Linked DNA regions of Mus musculus: region 2 is linked to region 1. The links are chromatin loops, found by intact Hi-C in ENCODE. Cell type or tissue: heart. All regions are shown on one strand.

The links. Peaks named below come from ENCODE experiments on the same cell type or tissue, not always from the same donor. Only the 100,000 strongest peaks of a DNase experiment are listed, where the experiment ranks them.
Region 2: a loop joins it to region 1, with 2.5 times the contacts of the local background. A loop is called at or near these places in 7 of 42 quality-filtered maps.

What each region holds. Positions count from the first base shown.
Region 1 is chr16:29,624,272-29,632,271 of GRCm38, reverse strand. It overlaps Opa1 (OPA1, mitochondrial dynamin like GTPase), which reads right to left. Exons shown (of 29, transcript NM_133752.3): 24 at 6,668-6,808; 25 at 3,459-3,575; 26 at 2,553-2,646; 27 at 2,078-2,188. Among named protein-coding and RNA genes, the nearest start is that of Opa1, 49 kb to the right of the region's middle. In heart, a CTCF peak has its summit at 3,009 (motif pointing left); no DNase peak of the experiment used is centred here.
Region 2 is chr16:29,724,168-29,732,167 of GRCm38, reverse strand. No RefSeq gene overlaps it. Among named protein-coding and RNA genes, the nearest start is that of Gm46567, 85 kb to the left of the region's middle. In heart, CTCF peaks have their summits at 2,933 and 3,149 (motif pointing left); DNase peaks (open chromatin) are centred at 2,826, 3,127 and 6,377; H3K27ac peaks cover 915 bases; H3K27me3 peaks cover 4,376 bases.

The sequences.
Region 1 (8,000 bases):
GAACTTGGCTTGGCAGACCACATATCTGAGCTAGTAATATACTTTCTTTAAATAATCAAATTACAACTGGAGAGTAATGAGAGTGTGCAGGCTCTATTATAAGACAAAAAAACCACATTATTTTTCGGTCACTTAAAAATATAGAAGCTGGTAAAATTCATTGAATTAATTCAGCCTGATAGCTATATCCCAAGGGACACAGAAATTATCTACACTAAGCATGGAATTGTAAGCTAGGAACTTCCAAGTGCTTGCTGAATGGCCTTCCTATGGATCGCCACAACAGGCATCCTACCAGTACCGAAGCTTCGTGGGGCTTGAGGATTCCTTATGTAAGATACAACAGACAAAGAGTGAAGCAGGCTTGCATACAGGGCTTCTGTAGCAGCACAAACTTAACTATGCTTCCAAAGAGGCAGGAAACAGTCAAATATGACAGAAATGAAATTATTAAGATGAGATGTATACATTTAAAAAAGAAAGGAAGAAAGAATAAAGCAAGAGTGCCAAGAGAAAGCAATGGGAGCTCAGATAACCCGGAAGAGAAAGCCAGGATGAGGCGGTGCAGGTGGAAAAGGGCGAGCAGGGCTGAGGCACAGGCAACACCAGGGAAACCTGCCTGGCTCTTCTGGATATGTTTGTGACTGACTACAGAACTATAAACTCAACTTAAAAACTGCTCCCAACCTTGAAATCCTTCTTCCTACTCAGTGTTTATTTTCTTTCTTGTCAGAAAACATATACATTTAAGTATACTCTGAAATGAAAAAGTTTCATAAGCTCAAAGAAGGGACACTTATAATTAGCTAGACTCAGAAGTGCTGACTACCAAGAGTTATATAATAATGTTAATGCATCTCTGATCACCTTGGGCTCTCAAAGATCCAAGCAAGCATCCATGCTAGTAAGTTACCAGCATCTAAGAGCCAAACATGCTTCCAACAAAGCAAGGTTGTGGGTGGGATGCTATAGGCCTAAAGCCCAAGCAGAGCTATCAGGGTGATGGCAGCCTGGTCCCACGATGCACATCTGTGTGGGATAGGCTGATGTAGGGTGTTGGAGTGCAAGCATGATGAAGAGAGAGTTTCCAGGAAAGCCAAGTCTGGCTTCAGAGGAGAGGAACCCCAGGAGATGGGTAAGGGGAAAAATATGGGAAAGATGAGATGCAGAGACCCCTGACACAAAGGTCAGATCATGAACTCGGGGAAAGGAGTTTCTAAAGATCAGCCTCTGACAGGATGCCACAGCGTGTGAAGAGGACATGGCGCAGAGTGAGGCACTGTGGTGGTGGTCTGGTGTAAGACAGCTAAGATTCCAAGCTGGGTGAGAAGAACATTTGTGTAATGGGGGCAGCAGCAAAGTTTGGTTATACATTTAGAGGACTGATCAAAATATAATTGGGCTAAGGATTCTGGAAGTCAGTTCCATGCTGTTAGGATTACAAGTATAGAAAAGAGCAAAGTCAAGAACAAACCAGCAGAACTGGGTACAACCTGGAACAGTGAGCATCTACTTAAGTCTTCAATAGATACAGAAAATTAGGAGTAGGTATGCACATGTACACACGCGCGCGCGCGCGCGCGCGCACACACACACACACACACACACACACACACACACACACACACACACACCTTCTACTGAGAAGACCCAAGAACTCATACTCACTAACAAGTATATATAGTTCTTAGACCTTGATTTCTAAATATCATTCTAAAACAAAAAAAGGAAGGAAGAAAGTAAGTAAGTAGTTAAGTAAGCTTTGTTAGGGAATGAGCCGGAACATTGTGTGATGTGGTAGGATAACACCTACCACTAAGAGATGAATGAGGTCTAAGGATTAGCTACAGTGACACTCTGATTTTGCCAGTTGCTAGGAGAAAAATCTTTATTCCTAGGAAACACACATTCAAGTATTTGGAAGTGATAAGATTTTAGGTCAATGTCTTATTTTAACAATGCAGAACAAAACCAGTTCTTCCTAGGTAGCTGTAAGTTTTCTTTAAGCTTGCGATTGAATGGGAGACATGAAGATGCGGATGGGGTCCAGGAAGCCGGGGTAGGAGAAAATACTTACTGAGATCTTCTGCCAGCTGAACTCGTTTGCCAGTGAGCAATTTAACCTTCTTCTCACCGTCTTCTGCAAAATCTTCTAATACCTCTTTAACGTTTTTCTCTAGTCGCCTAACTGTTCAGAGTAAATAAAAACCCAGAAGAGCAGTGTTCATGAACTGAATGAGAACTAAGCATCCCACGTTAGTTATTCCCTTGAATTTACACTTCCCATTCTCTAGTACATTTATCAGCATCAATCTTACCCACAGTCTGAGGATGACGTGTTCTCAAGCCATAACAGACAGACATACAAACTTCAAAACCACCAAGTAGTGCTCAGGACGCCTGTCTTTTTATTTTAACTTTAATGGAAGTAGATTTGTAGCATCTTTTATCCCTATAATTTTCTAATTGTAATTTAATTTTTAATTAATATTTCAAAGCAAGTTATGATTCTAAGGTTTTTCTAATCAATCTGTTTTTTAGGAGTTTCTTACCTTCAGTGTTTGTAAGCTGCTGCCTTAATGTATTGGCAGTGATAGCGAGCATGCGCTGTATTCGCCAAAACAGGACCACGTCATTGCATTCCAGCTGCAGTGGTAAGCCGTTAAGAAGATCAGATGAAAATGTAGAAACAAAGCCTATGTTAATTATGTAGAACATATTTCCTAAGGTTTAGTAAAAATATCAGTGCTTATCTAACACACATATGCACACATACACACACACATACATACATACATACATACACACACACACACACACACACACACACACACACACAAACATATACATTATTTCTTTTGAGCTGAAATAAACTCAGAAAAGCACTTAGAAACTTCAGTTTAGTAACAACATAGATTAGCAGAGCTTTTCAAGGGCTATTTTAAAACATTTTTCTTTATGAGAAAATGTCAAAAGACATAAGTCTGCTGCCACCTAGGGGTTACTTTAAAAGGTATGAGAGCTATGCCCTTTACAAGAACTTAGAGTTCTTTTAGAGAAAGCAAGATTTCAGTGATGTGAGAAAATAATTATGACACAAAAAAGTGCATCGTAAAGTAGTATTACTATACAGTCTCCAGGGCACATGCCAATGGCTATGCTATACACACATCCTCCTCTTATATATAAACACAAAACTGTTTCCAGCTACTCTGGGGTACAAGAGACTGTCTCTCCACATTCTTACAGCTCCTGAGGATACGCACAGAAGTCAGTTACTGCTAAACTGGTAAATCTCTAACAAGATAAAAAGTTATTCTTTATAAGTTACACACTCTTTTCTTCCAGATGCTCAAGGGCTTAAAATTCATAGTAAAACTGAAGTTTACTTTTTACCATCTTTCATCAATTATTATTAAAATTAATTAATTAATTAATTAATTTATTTGAAACCTCACCTCAGAATCTATAAAATGCCTCTGGTAGTAATAAAAACCTCTGCGACAAAGGTTACAATGATTTAGAGCTGTTTTTAAGAAATGTCTTCTATAAACTTGATGCCAAGTATCCTTAATCTAAAATGAGAAAAGAAAAAAAACCAATGTTATAATAGATGTTGTTGAGCACTAAAAGTTACTTGTATACAAGATTTACTTTGAAAAGTTAACTGAAAGGCAGATCTTCAAGTTCGAGGCCAACGTGGTCTACACATCGAGTTGCAGGGCAGAGAGAAGTCCTGGCTCAAACAACAAAACAAACAGAAAAGGACTGTTGCCCAGCAGTGGTGGTGCACTCCATTAATCCCAGCATGACTGAGGCAGAGGCAGGTGGGTTTGAGGCTAGCCTGGTCCACAAAGAAATGCTGTCTTAAAAAAAGAGTTAATTGAAAGCAATAGCTTTAAGTGCACTTACATAATTTTTAAAGTCAGGTATTAGATTTATTAGTTTACATGCTTCAAAATCTACAAAGTTCTAAGTAAGCATGTAGCTACATTCAAAGTGTATTCATTCACTGTACAGAGTAGGTTGGTAAGGGATGATCTTTGCCTAGCTAGCAATGGGGAAGCCAAGGTAAGAAGAGTATGAAAGCCTCGTCTAAGGGCAGAGTTAGGACCTGGACGCTGGTCTCAGACTGTGCACACCAGCTGACAACAGTCAGGAAGCAATGCTTTCTATTAAGTTGCACGGTTAGCACAACAGTACCTCTGTGGCACTACAGTCCTGTCAGAGCATGTACTGTTTGTAATATCCAGTAACAACAATAATGCTAGTAGGCCAAACAAATACCAATCCCATCCAGGAGATGGCGAAAGCTTGAGTTATTGCAATTGAGTTACCAATTACTCAATTAAAGGGAGCAGTATGGGTAACACAATCCAACTGCTGAGAAGCCACACCCCCTGACATCCCATATTTTTATATTGAACAAAATGTAACTAGAAAAAAAACAAACTGAGACTTTGTTTGCAGAAAGTAGCAACCTATTGCACTCTACTCCCAAGAGAAAACCACCACTGCATTACCCTAAGTGTCAGGAAACTAGAAGTGTCAAAGCACACAGAGCTGAGCATTCCTGCCCTGACTCACATGGGGCCCAGACTGTTTTGCAGATGTGAGTTTTGGGTGGGATGATCTTGTAATATTTACATAGACATCTTGGGGGCAGGATAAAGGTCTAAACACAAAATTCACTTACATATACCTTACACACATAGTCTAACAGTAATGATATGTACTACAATACCGTGTACCTGCATTTTGAATACTGCCACATGAAGAATGTTCTTGTGACATCAGGTCGGGGTGGACAAAGTTCCAGGTTTTGGAGCATTTCTATTTTCCTTTGTTGAAGTAGGGTGGGTGCTCAACTGGCATGGCCTTCCCCCACCCCCACAGGTTTCTCTGTGTAGCCCTGGCTGTCTTAGAACTTGATCTGTAGACCAGGCTGGTCTCAAACTCACCATGCCTAGCTGCATGAACTTTTAATAATGAGAGTTGGGACCACGCAGACAAATTAGATCTATATCCAACTAAAAGTCTCATGTTCAATTTATAGATAATGTAACACGTACAGCAGCTTAAGTACTTAGGTTCTTAGCAGGTTTCTTGACTTGACCTCAGGCAGAATGTAAAGTGAGCCCAGAGACATGCAAGCAGGGGTCTGTAACAGTAACCACAGTGGCACAGGAGATTTCCAGGCTGCTTTCCTCACTGGATTCCTTTTTCTAATTGGGTTTCACATAAACTTTTTTTTCTTTATTTTAAAGATTTATTTATTTTTATTTATGTGAACAGGTGTTTTGCTTCTGTGTATGCATGTGTGTGCGCCACATGCGTGCTGGGCCTGCAGAGGCTGTCAGATACTCTGGAACTGGAGTTACGGATCATAGTTAGATGATTCCAGGAACCAGACCCAGGTCTTCTGTGAGAACAAGTGTTCTTAACTGCTGAGCCGCCTCTCCAGCCCTTAAGTTAACCTTTAAAAATTTTCAGTCCACTATATTTGCTGTTGCTGGGTGGCAGTGGTGCACACACTCAGGAGGCAGAGGCAAATGGTTTTTATGAGTTTGATGCCAGCTTGGTCTACAGAGTGAGTTCCAGGGCACCTAGGGGTATTTAGCCAGGGGTACAAAAAACAAAACAAAGCAAAACAAAAAACAAACAAACAAACAAAAAAAAAACCAGCCCAAAATCCAAAAAAACTCTGCAAATAAGCATTATGAAGCTAAGAAAAAGGCTGGCCTAACACGCAGAATTTGTTCTCATAGTTCTCATCAGGAATGAGGAAAGTGAGATAGGATCCAATTCAATAAAACATTAAAATGCATGTTTCCCCCTAAATCTACTTGTACCTAATTGAGCTACATTGATTGCAAACATTGTAATTACCTATGTTGCTGGGAATGGTGGCATGCCCCTTTAATCTTGGCACAGAACTTAGGTGACTCTGAGTTTGTGGCCAGCTTGGCCTACGTAGTGAGTTCTAGGACATCCAAGGCTATATAGTGAGACCTTATCTAAAACAAACAAACAAACAAACAAACAACTCCCCCATTCCCCCAGCACACATAAATATCAGTCTATGTGAACAGGCCATATATAGATAAAAGTGAATTGCTGTCCTCTAAAACTGTAAAACGGAGCTGAGGCAAGGTCTGGATGCCTTTCATCCCTTCTGTAGGAACCCTAATTTCTAAATCTGGATTTATGGAGTCCCCCTGTAAAAAGCAAATGGAAGCTAAGCTTGCTCTTCTTCATAGACTTGAAATGACTATCATTAAGGCAGTAAATGTGCACGTTGAACACAGTAGAACTCAGCACTCAGATCTCTCTGTAACCCATCAGAGGCAGGACTACTGCATTGCAAGGCGCACAGATTCAGAAAGCTGACCTCCATCCCCTTTCCTTCTCTGAGGAAGAGCTTGTCTAGAGTCCTATCCAGTGTCACTTTGTAGCAGAGGATGACCTTTCAGCTCCTGCCTCCAGATCCCAAGGGTTGCACCTGTCACCACATCACCTTGTCCATGGTACTTCTTGCTTTTTGTTTTGGTACTTTTGGAAAAAAATTTTTTTGAGTTGAGGTTTGAACCCAGGGTTTTGTGGTTGCTAGACAAGCAATCTACCTCTAAGCCAAATCACCAACTCTTTGATAGTATTTCTTTCTTACCAAGCTTGGATCGACTTCCACTCCTCGAGACTCCAGGTTCTTCCGGACTGTGGTAATCTCATCACTTGCCAGGTAAGCTGGGTGCTCATCATTAACCTTCAGCATCTTCTCCAACTCGTTCTTGGTTTCGTTGTGAACACACTTTAACAAGTTAAAAGAAGGTGGGTGAGACAGCTCAAACTTCGCACTTGTGAAAAGAGGCCCGGTTTAATAAATGTATTACTACTGCATTACTACTGTTAATTACAGTAAGATATAAACTAGGAGGCTTAGGAGCATAGCCACTGGTTCTTATGAATGCTTAGCCCTAGAATCTTACTTGTGGCACAGTGTTTTATTGATGAAATCAAAGCACTAGGCTCCTTAGGACAGACTTTTATTCTTGACTGTAGAGTATACTTTTTGTGTAAGAAAAGGTGTCTATGTGTGCCCATGTGGGAAAACGCAATATTCTATAAATGCCTGTAAGGACTTAGACTTTGTGAAGTGTTTCTGTTGTAACCAATGAAATATCAAGTGAGTAGTTTGATGCTATTTGAAAGAAGCTCTCCCACTAAAGAAATCATACTTCAAACTATTCCTGAAGTACTCCACTTCAGCCTCTTCTTTGCAATGTATTCATCTCAGCAAGGAAGAAAACATACACTCGAGTTTCAAAATAAGACTCTTACTTTGGCCAACTCAGTTTATCTCATTATTTTTCAATCTTTTATTCTGACATGGATGATAAAAGACATGAGCTTCTTATCACTACTTAACATCAATAATCTGTAAGAGAACTCGCCTGGAATTGTATTTTGCAACTGACCAGCTGTGATAGAAAGTTAAGTTTCCCAGGCCATTCACACAGCTCTATTCTGTGCAGTATGCGTGGGAAGCAGGGCCCAAGATTTCACACCTACATTGCTATCATCACTGACCCAATGCTAAAACAACAACTCTTTCAAAGAAAACTTCTTTTTCATTTACCCTGGCTATCTGTTCCATCAAGACAGTGAGAATGTTTCACACAGTGGGATTTTCCTACAAAACTAAAGAAAGGTTACATAAAGGCATAAAATAGCATGGAAAACAAACAAAAACCCAACACACATTTATTTTTATATTGTGTGTGTGTGTTTGCCATCTGAGTGTGGGTGCCCACAGGCCAGAAGGCAACACAGAATTTCTGGAACATGGGTTCTGGGATCTAAACTCCAGAAGAGTGGAAAGGTCTCCTAACCACTGAGATATTATCTCCCAGTCCTGTGGGCTTCTCATCTTTAACAAAGGAAAATCTTTTCTTGCTAAGTCTTGCCATTCACGATGGCAGAGGAACTGCACACAGCTATCT
Region 2 (8,000 bases), 100 kb before region 1:
AAGTATTTAATACCTTGGAGCACCTGAGAACCTAAACTCTGGTTACATTAGCACTGCTTCTGAGCCAATGGAGCTGAAAGAAAAAAGAAAATCTGGTGTGTGTCCCATCTTCATTTCATGATGGAGTGAGGGACAAGGCTCACGACTGTGTCTTTGTTGTTGTTGTTGTTTTGTTTTGTTTTTTGTTTTTTTTGAGACAGGGTTTCTCTGTGTAGCCCTGGCTGTCCTGGAACTCACTCTGTAGACGGGGCTGGCCTCGAACTCAGAAATCTGCCTGCCTCCCAAGTGCTGGGTTTAAAGGTGTGTGCCACCACTGCCCGGAGACTGTGTCGTTTTGATAGGGCCTTCCCAGCGTGACTGTGGATACTAAAATTACCACTGAGGAAATTCAGCCATGCCCTTGCTTTCCCCCAGGTTCAACTCTAAAGTCTCCAAGTCACAATATCAGAGTAGCTGAAATGGGTAGCAATTAATTTGCATGACTCGTTTCTACCCCTGGATCATTATTTTCTTTACCAAGGGAGAGTTCTATACGACCGACCCCAAACAGTGGGTGGTCTCCTCACTTCCTAGAACACATACATGAGAAAAGCCATCAAGAATAGGTTTGCAGCCATCTCTCAACATATGTGTGATGATTATTGGTTTACTAACTATTAATAAGAATTGTCCCAAAGTTTCCATTTATACTGAGTGTACAGTACGGGGTTCTAGCTCAGACTATTCTATTTGGCTTTATGGTGAAGAAGGGGGTAAATTTAAACCTGCCATGAACTTGAAGGTATGGGTGTGTGTGTGTGTGCGTGTGCATGTGCGTGTGTAAAGACATAGTGCTTTGACATTTGTGAAGAGGAGAGAGGGACTGGCAACACACAGACATATCCCTGGGTTCCCAGAAAAGCACACTTCCATAGTGTACCGTAAGCAGTACATTATTGGGACAAGGTGGTAAGGGGTTGGAAAAAAAGTTCCTGCTTTATACCCTTCATCTACCTTCATTGTAATAAACACATAATAAATACAATTTAGTTACAAATGTAATAAAAAACAGAATACTATAATGTAATGTCTGGGTCAGTGGTTCCGAGGCGCTGGAGAATATTAGCTGTGACATGAGGGGATCATCTCAAAAGCAGGTCAGCAACACAGCTGGTGGTTCTGATTCTTTGATCTCAGCCTGGTCATCTCCTGCTACCCAAAGCCCTCCCAGGAGCCAAGGGTGGTACAGATCTAGGGGTCACAACTTTGTGTTACCTCTTCAAGTACAAGCTGAAGTGCACAGGTGCCTGCTGGCATGGGATGCTCCTCAGGCAAAGCAATCGAAAACGCTGATAGATTCCAGTCTTGGACCAACCAGAGGGTATCACAGAACCTGTCACGATGGGCTTGTCAGAAAGCACTGAAGGCATCAAATGTGTTCCTGTGGAGTCCTGAAGAGCCTGAAGAGCCAGAGACCAGCTATGGAACACAGAAGGCACAGTAGGAAAGCCCAAGTAGAATGTGTGTGTGTGCCCTACGTGTTAAAGACATAAGTCTCCTTACCACCCATGATTGCGGTGGGGTGGGGGCGTCTAGCACTCAGCAAACACTGCAGAACTTCCCAAGCTTCTCCTATGCACATTTCCTGTCACAGCAAGTATATTGGTTCAAGGTGGTCCCGTGGATGAAAACAAACGCGAGCCCCAGTGAAGAAACCATCTCAGGGATTGACCCCTTTAGGGACAGATCCCTACCCCTCTCTCCTCTGGCCACCAGAGGTGGTGCCTCCTGGGGGTCTCAAAGCTCACCAGGGTTCAAAGCACTCAGACAGGTGTCAGACATCCTCCCTCTTGGCCCTTCCAGCCCTCACTGCTCTCTGTCCCTGTCTCCCTTGCAGGCAGACTGCAGCTCAATTAGGAAGGCATTCCCAGACCTCTCTGGGACTGGCACGGCCACATTGTTTGCATTCCCTGCCTATGGCTGCAGCTCCCGAGCCAGGAGGCATGCAGATGCAGTCTGTCTGCATCAGACTCTTATCTATTTCTGAGAAAGGACAGGTCTTTTAAGTCACACTTCCAGACCCGCGACGACAATCAGGATGATCAGTAAAGTGTCTTCTGGGCATGACAGTCCTTCATGGGACTCTTTGGGTGGTATTCTAGGCCCATGGGGACTCCATGTTAACTGATTTCTAGTCCATGCTCACTCAGGAGGTAGCCACTGACAAGCAGGGATGGGGTGGATGTGGGTGGTGAAATGCGCTTTTGCACTGGGACAGTGGAAGATGTCAGAAGGGCTCGGTGTGCAACAGAGGGGCTGGATGACACTAAGAAAGTCCCCATGGGTTTTAGACAATGGTTATGGTAAAGAAAAAACAGTCTTTGTTGGCTGGTGTGAAGGTCTCTTTAATACCACACGGGGGGTGGGGAGGGGGCACAGTCGTAGGTGGTTTGGTGTGGGATGATGGGATGACATGATGTCGGGAATTTGCCATAAAACATTCCAGAGAAGGCTGAGGGGTAGACTGATTACCATAATTACTGAGCTGGTGAGCCCGTAAGTGGGTTGTTATATCATTCTTTATACTCTTGTATCTGCTTAGAATTTTTCAGGATAAAAAGTTATTTCTAAAAAAGGATCTGAACGACTAATAATTCACAAATCATAAAATCCGGGATGGTGCTGAGCAGCAGCCGAGGTTGCCATGGGTTAACATTTTTGTCAGATGAGTGATAGGGACAGGCAGGATTTGGGAGCTCTTGGCTTTGTTTGTTTGTCTTCATACCAGCGAAAGCATTCCCCCCCCACACAGGGTGTGATCCACCCTCGCCTCAGACACCCCTCAATGTGGGGCTTTCTGGCTGCCAGAGTTGAAGCTGTCCTGGCCCTGACCAGACCCACCCTGAGGCTCAGCCCAACCCCACCCCCACCACTGCCCCTTTTCCTCCCATCCAGTCCAGTTCTCCAAGCCGTCTGGAGAAAATTATCCAAACCCCACGTAGAAAATTTAAGACCTTGGCAGTCGTCCCATAGATGACTCCCAAATTATGCCATTCCAAAGGTGGGGGGGGGGGGGGAAGGCCAGAAGTTCAGAACCTAGGTGCCCATTGTGTTGTCTGAGAGCTGTGAGCGCCACCTGCTGGCAGAGACTGGCAGAAAGGGACGCCAAAGATGGCCAGGAATTCATCCAAAACAGGGCTAAGTCTGTCAGATCTCTCATACTAGAGAGGATTCACTGATTAGCAGAAAGAGAACTGAGATAGAGGGTGTGTGCATGTGCATGTGCATGTTCATGTGGGTGTGCGTGAGCACTGGGACTTGTGTGTCTGTAGATTTATACATGAGGACTGACCACATGCTGAGCTGTGTGTGCTGGGACGTGCATTGGGATGATGTGGCTTCGCTCCAGAGTGAAGACAGTAAATAAGAAAATCCAGCTGAGCTGTATCCCTCCAAAGGAAGTTTCCGGATATCCACTCATCATTAATATCCAGCCCAGGCATGAGATATATGGATCTCAGTAATTGGAGTTTTCACGAGGGGAAAGTAAGGCCGGCAACATACTCAAAGCCCATCCTGAAAACAACAGGTTCCCTGAGGAGTTAGGGCACCTGGGGATAAAGATCTTGTGAGTTGATGAGTTCATCTTTTCTGTTTTGCAGAGAAGGAACCAAAAGTTTAATTAAAAAAAGAAAAAATACAAGAGGAAATATGTCTACATCCTTGTTAAGAGTTTTTTTCCACCATGAGTTCTGGTAACCAGTCTCCTCCACCAGTACAACCCAGCACATGCACCAGGAGGCTACTGGGGCTTCTGCCCTGTCCTGCCCTGCCCTGCCCTGCCCTGCCCAGCCCAGCCCAGCCCAGCCCAGCCCAGCCCAGCCCAGCCCTGCCCCATCTTTACCTCACCTTTTCTATTTTTCTCTCCCAAAAAGCATTTCCTGCGTCATAAATCTTGAGAAACTTATTGGTTTCCTGAGGCATCCCTTAGTCCAAAGATGTGGCTTCACAGCCCAGACCAGGAACCACCCTGAGGCTAGGGCTCTACTGTGGGAGCAAAGTCTCTCCTAGAAGGTGGTGGGAGGACACTAGCCCTCCACCTGTCTCTGAGGGCTCACAGGCACTGAAAACTTTCCCAGGCTTCCTGCAAACATTGCCAAAACCCCCAGCTTGGATGCCGGCCGAGGGTGACTACCCAGGGGGGGTGCAGCACAAAGTGGAGAGAGGACTCAAGTGGGGCTCCATCTCAGAAGCAACGCAGGGATCAGAATCTCCCTACTGCTTCTGTCCATTTCTTCTCTCTGAAATGACAGGCTTCTTTTGTCTTCTCCCTCTCAGGTGGAGCAGCAAGCCAGTCTTCCTTCTGCAAGCTCATCCCAGAAACTCACCAGAACAACTCTCTGGGGCTTTAAGCTCCTTGTGACTGCATCGACTGCTTTCTCACATGCGCGCTAAGCTATGCCTTGTCCTTGTCTCTAACCACACCAGCCCCATGCCTGAGTGGATGCCAATCCAACTGTCACTTCCTGCTTCCTAACCTCAAATGTTGATTCCTCTACCTGTGTGCTCCAATAGTTACTTTTGTTGTAGAGGCCTTCCTCAAATGGCACCTTTTCCCGGAAGTGTCTAGAAATAGTCCCGTTCTAAACTCAACAGAATCCCCTCTGGGTCTCCTGGGGTTTATTTGGCTTATGCCTTTTCTGAGCTTTGCGGGCTGCTGCAGTTTGCACCTGTTTGTGCCCATTGATGGTTCCCCTCTCTAGGGTTCTGAGCGCCAGAGGGCAAGTGTAGCACCTACAACATCCTGCCCTTCTTCACCTCCCACCCATGCACTCAGAGACCCAGCGTAGTTTCCAGTGGAGAGGAATTTCTTAGGGAACATGGGTACGAGTGAAGTCCCAAATGACTTGTGAGTTCTACTGTATAATCCAGTATTTTGGTTTCTGCAGTCTTGACTGTCCTTCCCAAAGGCCAGTGAACCCAAATGAACAACATACCATTGAGAGACAAACGTTTCACTGTCAGTGTACTTAGACACAAAGCCCCGGTGTTCCAGAGGCAGGATAGCTGTGGCCACTCTAGGTCCTGATCACACCCATTGTGGGGATGCAGACTCGGTGCCCATCTGTCTCTGGAAAGGACTCACTCTGGAGCCTAAGACTAACACTGAGAAGAAAGGCATCTAGGCAGGTCACACCTGGAGAGCCCCAGGAAACAAGACACAACCTGCCAGGTCCCCATTGCTCAGGAGTCCTTGAAACTTGGGTGCATAGGTGACAGCAGGTACAGAGACTCTGTGTGATCAGAGCTCAGGTCATAGTGAGTTCCTTTCTCATCTGCATGATGTCCTTGTTAAAGGACACTTTCAGATCTTCCCATCTGACTGAGACTACAGCCAGCAAGCAGAGTGCTTCCAGCAAAGACCTTCCCAGAGAGCGACCTTCATCCACAGCACAGTTAAGTCCTTCACAGTTGTGTGGATGCCAGAGAGTCCTGGTCATCCAGCGGTCTTACTGAGCATCAATAACAAATAGATGATTATATTAAGAACTTCCAGCCACTGTGACCTTTCGAGGTTATTGAGAGTTGTCAATTCACATGTGGAGGAAATGAGACATGAAAAAAAAATACATTTATTTGGATGAAGGTTTTACTTCTTAGAAAAATTTTGTGTATTTTTTTTTCTGGTTCTCTGAGGGATAGACAGTCATTATAACTAAATATTGGAAAAATCAAAAACTTTAATGAAGGAAAAAAAGTGCCTTGACTCTTACTATCCAAAAACCCCGTAGGTTCCCAATATCTTTACTTGAACGTGTTTTCTTTGGCTTATTTTTACAAAACTATCGTATGAGAGCTCTTGCTTAGAGACCCTGAACTCTTGCACATACGGTACCATGAACCCCTCTCCACGCCTACAATAGGCTACTCTGCAATTATTAATATGCTCCTATAATCCTAACATATACACATACTGTATTTCATTTCACCGAGCCCTCATGATTTCAGAAATACCCTGTTTTCATGCTTTTTATTTTAATGTCTCCGGATGGTGTTTCTACGTTTAGACTTGCCAAAGGATGCTCACCCTCTGCAGACTGCTGGTGCTGGCCCTTGCAATGACCGAACTACCCAGCTTGCCCCTCACTCCTGACGCATCAGCTGAAGGATGGGATGCCAAACCTGAAGGGACCCTACCTACATAATAAAGTTTACAGTGCCTCTGACAGATGGGAAGACAGAAGTCTGTAAAGGGCAAGGGGCTTTCTGCAATTCCAAAGGTGAGCTGGTGGGTGGCAAAGTGAGCGCTGCAGTGTTGGTGGCTACCTGCCCAGCAGGCTTCTCTACAGTCCACTGCCTCCCTTCAACCCGGGACCCTGAATTACATTGCTTGGAGGCACGCTTGGCAGGCTGTCACTCCTCTACGCAGCCAACACTGGGCATTTCCTGAGCTGGCATCTGCACTAGATAAAAGTCTGGGCTGGATGCCTTGATGCATTCAATACAGCCAGAGTCAACCAGGGCACCAACTATCCATTTTCTTCCCAGAGATTTGAAGAGGGTTCAAATCTTGGTTTTTAAGGGGAGACATCAAGAACAGGCAGTACAGTGGGAGCCCCCTGAGAACTGGGAGTTGGGGGGAGATTGAGGTGAAGTGGCTTGCAGGTTCGGAACTTTAAATGTTGTTATGAAATGAATGGCAGAGCCCCTGCTCCCCACCTCAGGCTGAATGGGGCAAGCTTCCATCTTGGCTGTGTGTGGCTCCTCAGGTACTGGAGCCAAATAACGTGTGCCTGGCCTAGGTAAGTGCCCCACAGCTCTGGAGAAAGCCTTCTGGTGGGGACTGAGCAGGCTGGGGAGGCCCTGCTTATGCTAACAAGGCACTAAATTAGGGCATTACACGCCTCATTTAGCACGACTGTGCAAAACCTAAAAGTACTAATAAATTTTCCTTCTGGGGTCAAGAATCATAAAAGGATAGATGATCAACCATTAATTAGCGGGGCAATTACAGCCTGCCAGCTTCTGTTCTATCTCTGTCTTCTCTCAAATGGCACAATTTGTTCCAAATGCTTTTTGCAAGCAGTCTTTCTTAGGGTTGGGGGTGAGGTGGCTTTAGCCAGGAGAGGGGCTCCTACTTTTCAGCTCTTGCCTGGATGTAAATGTTCTAGAAGATCAGCCCTGGGCATTTGATCAAAAGGAAAGCTGTTTCCCTTCATGCATTCGCTCCCTGCCCTCCCTCCGCCCCTCAAAGCCTGAATGCAAACCATAGGGCATCACTTATAGAAAAGGACAGCCATCACTCTGGGGTTCTAGGGACACCTGGACTTTGTTCAGTCTTGCAAAGCAGAGAGTCTCTTCTCTGAGTCCACTAGAAATTCATAGTTACACAGTATGGAAAGCTGGATGAGGGTCTTGTAATTCTTAGTTGGAAGTCTTTTTTTTTTTTTTTTTTAAAGATTTATTTATTATTATATGTAAGTACACTGTAGCTGTCTTCAGACACACCAGAAGAGGGAGTCAGATCTTGTTACGGATGGTTATGAGCCACCATGTGGTTGCTGGGATTTGAACTCTGGACCTTCGGAAGAGCAATCGGGTGCTCTTACCCACTGAGCCATCTCACCAGCCCTAGTTGGAAGTCTTAAACATGCCAGTTTCCATGCCAGCTTTGGTGGTCTTTATAAGTGCTGAGTATAAAGTGAAATGTTGGTTAAGAATCATGGGGCCTGACCAGGGGCTGGTGGTTCACGAATTTAACCCCAGAACTCTGGAGGCAGAGGCAGGGGATATCTGTGAGTTCGAGGCCAGCCTAGTCTGCAGAATGAATTCTAGGGCATCCAAGGCTACACAGAGAAATCTTGTCTCAAAAAACAAAAACAAACAAACAAACAACAAACAAAACAACAAAACCCATAGATAGATAGATAGATAGATAGATAGATAGATAGATAGATAGATAGGTAGGTAGATAGATAGATAGATAGATAGATAGATAGATAGATAGATAGATAGATAAA